2 separate regions of the Homo sapiens genome follow, and region 1 is linked to region 2. Evidence: chromatin contacts called from ENCODE Hi-C or POLR2A ChIA-PET data. All regions are on one chromosome and are shown on one strand. The core of a region is the stretch at or near the end of the contact, and the rest is flanking DNA. Distances in the headings are between cores, read along the strand shown.

Region 1 (3,145 bases), core at 174-2,673, 120 kb before region 2:
GTTCCATTGGTCAACGCTTTTGCCAGTAATGTCAGAAATAATGGGTTGGGTGATCTTACTTTCTATATTTAAACAAAATTTTGTCAATTTTCAGTTAGTTGCTTGTTTTCCCTGACCACTGGGCTATCTCGTATTTCTGGTCTTCAGTCATGTTGTTCCTTTTGTGTGGTGTAACCTTTAGCATTTACGTGCCTTGGCCACCTCTCGTTGCTTAGAACAGACCCAATCTCCAGAAGGTTTTCTGGGTGTTCTTCTTTTCCCTCGGGTTCCCCTTTGCTGCCCCGAGCACCATTGTGTACCTCTTGCCACAGTGTGCTTTTGTTACTCCATTTCACAGTAGGTTCCTCTATCAGCATCTTGCACAGTTGCCTAGCAACATAGTTTAATGTGTTGGAGGCAAGAAGGGAGGAAATTCACACCATGTTCATCCTACTCAGTGTGAACTGAGTCTATAGTTGATATCCTCTTTGTGTCACTCAATGTTGTCCTGCCTGAGTTCAGGCTTGGTTCTTACGTTGCGGCAGCTCTTTTGCCTTTATTTAGGCAACAGACCAGAAATAGAAACCCTTGAATTTTTTTTTTTTTATTCCTTTATTTTCCTTGCCAGCACCTTGGTTAGATTTCTTAACTACTTTTTTCTTGAGTCTTTGTAAAGTATAATTACACTTTACTGTGCTTACGATCTAAAGAATACTTAATCAGTGTTATTTTTTATTTTTATGTTTTATTTTTGTATTGATTAGGTCTTGCCATGTTGCCCAGACTGGTCTCGGACTCCTGGACTCAAGCAGTCCTCCCACCTTGGCCTCCCAAAGTGCTGGGATTACAGGCATGGGCCACCACACTTGGCCTCACTTTTATTTCTTAAAGTCACTGCCCAATAAACATTCCAAGTTTCCACTAGTTTTTGTTTTTGGACATTTGTTCCATCCAACATCGTGGTGGCATTATATTTTAGTAGATTGTCCAAACATGGGTAAGAAAGATCAACTATGAAAGGAGGTGTCGAACACATTGGCTTTCCCACCTGAATTTGTTCTTTATTCTTTGGATGTATAAAAAACAAGAATAAAACTCACAGGGAGAGTTTGAAGGAACTGTGAAGATTCGTTCTAATTTACATAGTTTACACAACCCATAGCCCTAGGGAAAGTGCCAAAGAACAGCTTTGCAGAGGACTGAAGTCCTCCTGGGAAGAAGAGTCCCTTCGCATCAGATGGCTCTCTTGAGTTTACTTTGCTGCTAAAAAAGTGAGCTGGATTGAGGGGAAGGTTTTCTATTTTTCAAGCTTTGCCAGAACACTTGGCTTAACAAACAGCTGTTTGAAGTCTTAATTGTGTCTCTGTATTTCCAGGGACGCGTTCTGACCTCTTATTAGCAACACAGCTAGGGCTGGCTGGCATGCTTTGTGGTGCCAAACATAGCTGTACCAGCCTGGAAGGTATCCAAACCGAACAAGATATTGAAGTCAGAAGGAACAAGTGGTACAAATTCTCTCTTAGTCAGAGTTTGGAAAGCCTTCGTATTGAAATTCATGCGGACAGATTTGACACACTTCTGAAAATTTTTTTCATCAACTGACATTTCAGTTCTTCCAGGCCTGGAATAGTGGGTTTCAGTCAACAAGGCACCAATATCTTTTTAAATTTGCCCATAGTAGCCAGCTTTTGGGGTGTATGAATATTAGTGGCAGCCTTGGAGCTTGAACGTTGCATCAATGACCTCTGTTAACAGCTAACCATATGATATCCACAAAATAATGAATTTACATTTCTCATGGGCCCTGGCTTTAGCCATTACCTCGAGAGTCAGTCTGAGCATCACTTTTAAGCATTCATTCATTGAGTGTCCCTGTCTCTTAGTACTGTGATGGTCCATGTTTTGAGTAAGTAATGCCATCCTTCAAGCAAAGGAACATATATATGCTTTGAGTTGTTTTTCTGGTAGTGGTAGGTACATTTGCATCAGAGTCAGTAAGTTCTTAAATACCATCAGCCATAGTCAAAAACAGTTTTTTTTTTTTGAGACGGAGTCTCTGTTGCCCAGGCTGGAGTGCAGTGGCACGATCTTGGCTCACTGCAGCCTCTGCCTCTCTGGTTCAAGCAATTATCCTGTCTCGGCCTCCTGAGTAGCTGGGGACTACAGGCATGCACCCCCACACCCGGCTAATTTTTTTTTTTTTTTTTTTGGTGGAGACGGTTTCACCATGTTGCCCAGACTGGTCTTGAACCCCTGACCTCAAGTGATCAGCCCGCCTCGGCCTCCCAAAGTGCTGGGATTACAGGTGTAAGCTACTGCGCCTGGCCCAGAAACAGTTTTTAACCAGTGCAACTCATACCCATCCATCCAGAGTCCTTGTCTCAGTCTCACATTCTGATCTAACAGCTGAGCTCAGAGCAGCAAAGGAATAAATGGGAGTTTTTCTCAATATAAGGTTGACTATGCCTTCTTATATTTTGCCTTCTTAAATTTTCATATCTTTGGCTCATGGACTGTGGTGTAAAGAAACCTTCAATTTTCCTATAACATTGTGCTGCTACTCCTGTTCCAGCTTAAAATCATTTAAATACGTTACTTTTGATATGTCGCATTGTGAACTCCTAGGTTAGGAATGTCTAGGGGTAAGTTGATGCAAAATGAGGATAATCATTAATTATTAAATTTCTAAGATGTTCTTTTTATATACCAAAGCTGTGTTTTAGAAGGATGACTTTGAGTAGTGTGGATTGAAGTAGGGGAGAGGCCAGATACAGAGGACCTAGGCTGGAGCCAGCTTATCTGGGTTCAAACTTTGGCTGTGCCATTTGCCATGATCATGATGTTGGGCAAGTTTTGTTCTTTTTTTAAACTTCTTTGTGTCACAATTTCCTCACTGGAAAAATGGGGATAATAATGGTCCTTGACTCATTAGATATTGTGAGGATTAAACTAACTGAAATATGGAAGCACTTAAAACAGCAAGTATATGAGAAGCAGTTTTGTTTCAGGCAAGCTGATGGAGTATGTTAGTGGAAATGGAAAAGAGTCATATTTATCTGGGTGCAGTGGCTCACACCTATAATCCCAGCACTTTGGGAGACCGAGGCAGGAGAATCATTTGAGCCGAGTTCAAGACCAGCCTGGGCAACACAGTGAGACTCCGTTT
Region 2 (2,826 bases), core at 30-2,529:
AGGCTGGTCTTGAACTCCTGACCTCGCGATCCACCCACCTCAGCCTCTCAAAATGCTGGGATTGCGGGTGTGAGCCACCGTGCCTGGGCCATACATTTGTTTTTACACTCATTTCTGTACCAAATTAGCCCAATTATCTACTGTCTTGTTTTTTGAACTGATTTTTTTTTTTTTTCATGTATTGAACCAGGAGAGCACAGCCTCCTTGAGGGTAAAATCTGTGTCTGGAACTTTTTCTGTAGTCCCTCCAGGGTCTGGCATGCTGACATGCTGTTTACTTCATTGTCTGCGGGTGCTTAACAAAGACTTGGTGATTGACTAAGTTTGTGTTTCCATTCAGGACCCTAGTGAAGGTTGACCTTTATTCCCTTTCCAGCCCATGTTCTTGCTTCTGCTTGTTTGTAAGTCATTTGTTACGTAGATTTTTCTTTTTGGAGATGGAGCCTCACTCTGTGGCCCAGGCTGGAGTGCAATGGCCTGATCTCAGCTCACTGCAGCCTCTGCCTCCTGGGTTCAAGTGGTTCTCCTGCCTTAGCCTCCTGAGTAGCTGGGATCACAGGTGCGCGGAACCATGCCCAGCTAATTTTGTGTTTTTAGTAGAGATGGGGTTTCACCATGTTGGTCAGGCTGGTCTCGAACTCCTAACCTCACGCAGGTGATCCGCCTGCCTCGGCCTCCCAAAGTGCTGGGATTACAGGCGTGAGCCACCGTGCCCAGACCATATGTATATAATTTTTTTTTTTTTTTTTTTTGGAGATGGAGTCTCACTCTGTTGCCCAGGCTGGAGTGCAGTGGTACAATCATGGCTCACTGCAACCTCTGCCTCCTGGGTTCAAGCAGTTCTCCAGCCTCAGCCTTCAAGTAGCTGAGATTACAGGTGTGTGCTACCGTGCCTAGCTAATTTTAGTATTTTTAGTAGAGACAGGATTTCACCATGTTGAACAGGCTGGTCTTGAACTCCTGACCTCAAATGATCCACCTGCCTTGGCCTCCCAAAGTGCTGAGATTACGGGCGTGAGCCACCGCATCCAGCCTGCTATGTAGATCTTGTTTTCTCTGGAATGTTTGAGCCGTGCTGGAATGGGGTACCCAATGCTGCTGTTTCCATCCCCACATGACGTTTTAAGTCCCACGAGAGTAGGCTAGCGATGGAGTGAAGCTGAAAAATGAAAGCAGGAAATCCAGAGACACAGAAACAGATGAGGCTTTCAACAGAGACTCGAAAATAGACAGAAACCATGAGTCAGAGCAGAGCCCGGAGGGGCGGTTCGGGAAGGCAAGGTCTATAGGGGAAGCTCGGGTGTCACCTCTATGCCAGGTGAAGGAAATGTTGAGTGGGTGGGAGGCTGTGTGCATCTGCTGGGGAGGCAGTAGGCAGATGGAAAGATCAAGTCACCCAGAATTATCCCCAGAGGTTCCTTCCCGTTCCTGTGGGCGGGTGAGCTCTGCTTTCTGAGCTGCCCAGAGAGCTGGAGGAGATAGACATGGAACTGACCATTGCAGAAACTAGGGCTTTTTGTGCCCGTGAGTAGGCAAAGAGCTCCCTGTGGATTTGCCATAAAAAGGTCTATCAAGGTGGAAGAAAGTGAGATTCTAGAGAAATTAATACAAGTGAAAAGTGGGCAGGAGTGTTCTTGGAAGTAGAAATGCTGTTGGAAGTCTAATAGACTTGGGAAGAAGATAACGTATGGTGAATACCAGTTGCTTCGGGGGTTGGGGGGATCCACATTTTACTCTGTACTCAGAAGATGCTTTTCCCCGTGCAAAAAGTGAAAGTGAGTGGGCCAGTTTTTCTTCTGTCACAAGGTGTATGACTGTTCCCAAAATAATAGCCCTGGGGGATGGGGATTGCTTCTCAGACCATTCAATTTTTGTACCCTGTAGACTTTTGGTGTTATGTGAGAACTTTAAGCACCTGATAGGAATTAGTAACAGAGCTACGCTAATGCCTGAGGAAATTTCAGACAATTGGTGGGAGAGACTTGGCATTTGGAATGTGATAGCTGGTAGGCTACCATACAGTAATGCAGGATTGCCAGACATTTCTTTCCAAATGGCTACCCTTGATTACATTTAACTCCCCTCCTTTCAAGCTCCAGATTTTGAAGGACCTGTTAATTCTCTTTCAAGATTGAAGACAGACACCTTCTTTTTCTTCTAAAGAGGAACCTAGGCGGGGTGCGGTGGCTCCCGCCTGTAATCCCAGCACTTTGGGAGGCCAGGGCTGGTCTTGACCTCCTTACCTGAGGTCAGGAGGCCTGGCCACCATGGCGAAACCCCATCTCTACTAAAAATACAAAAAGTAGCCAGGCATAGTGGCGCATGCCTATAATCCCAGCTACTCGGGAGGCTGAGGCAGGAGAATAGCTCGAACCTGGGAGGTGGAGGTTGCAGTGAGCCTAGATCGCGCCACTGCACTCCAGCCTGGGTGACACAGCGAGACTCAATCTCAAAATAAATAAATAAATAAATATGAACCTAAACCATCAGAATCTTCCCCTTGCAGCCACAACAGAAACACTGCCGGGGAGGCCGAGCCCCGACCTGGGAAGCAGGGTGATACACTGGGTGCCACGGGCCTTCCCTCTGCCTGGCAGCTGTCGCTACTCAGATCCCTGCAGCCCTGTTGCCAGTGAAGGAGCTGGAGTCTCTGTTATGATGTGTTCATCCAGCTGGTGAGTTTTTTTTTTTTTGTTTTGTTTTTTTTGTTTTTGTTTTTGTTTTTTTTTTAGACAGAGTTTTCACTTGTTGCCCAGGCTGGAGTGCAATGGCACGATCTCGGCTCAAGGCAACCTCTGCCTCCCAGGTTCAAGCGATTTTCCTGCC

Evidence for each region. Hi-C counts contacts between places; a loop is a spot of excess contacts on that map. ChIA-PET counts read pairs that join two places held with the same protein, here RNA polymerase II (POLR2A). Pooled maps may share reads with other maps.
Region 1: a pooled map shows a loop between it and region 2 (2.1-fold over the local background). The contact joins two enhancer-like sites. A Hi-C loop is called at or near these places in 2 of 50 pooled maps. POLR2A ChIA-PET finds 5 or more read pairs at or near these places in 10 of 52 experiments (Caco-2, GM10248, H1 and 6 more).

What each region holds. Positions count from the first base shown.
Region 1 is chr17:75,368,734-75,371,878 of GRCh38, reverse strand. The region is part of intron 2 of GRB2 (growth factor receptor bound protein 2); the gene reads left to right. Among named protein-coding and RNA genes, the nearest start is that of GRB2, 35 kb to the left of the region's middle. Within about 2 kb of position 1,423, at least 11 of the 41 ENCODE cell types and tissues checked have a DNase peak (open chromatin) inside an H3K27ac peak, as active enhancers do.
Region 2 is chr17:75,248,689-75,251,514 of GRCh38, reverse strand. The region is part of intron 1 of GGA3 (golgi associated, gamma adaptin ear containing, ARF binding protein 3); the gene reads left to right. Among named protein-coding and RNA genes, the nearest start is that of GGA3, 12 kb to the left of the region's middle. RefSeq lists a silencer at 153-447 and enhancers at 771-880, 891-990. Within about 2 kb of position 1,279, at least 11 of the 41 ENCODE cell types and tissues checked have a DNase peak (open chromatin) inside an H3K27ac peak, as active enhancers do.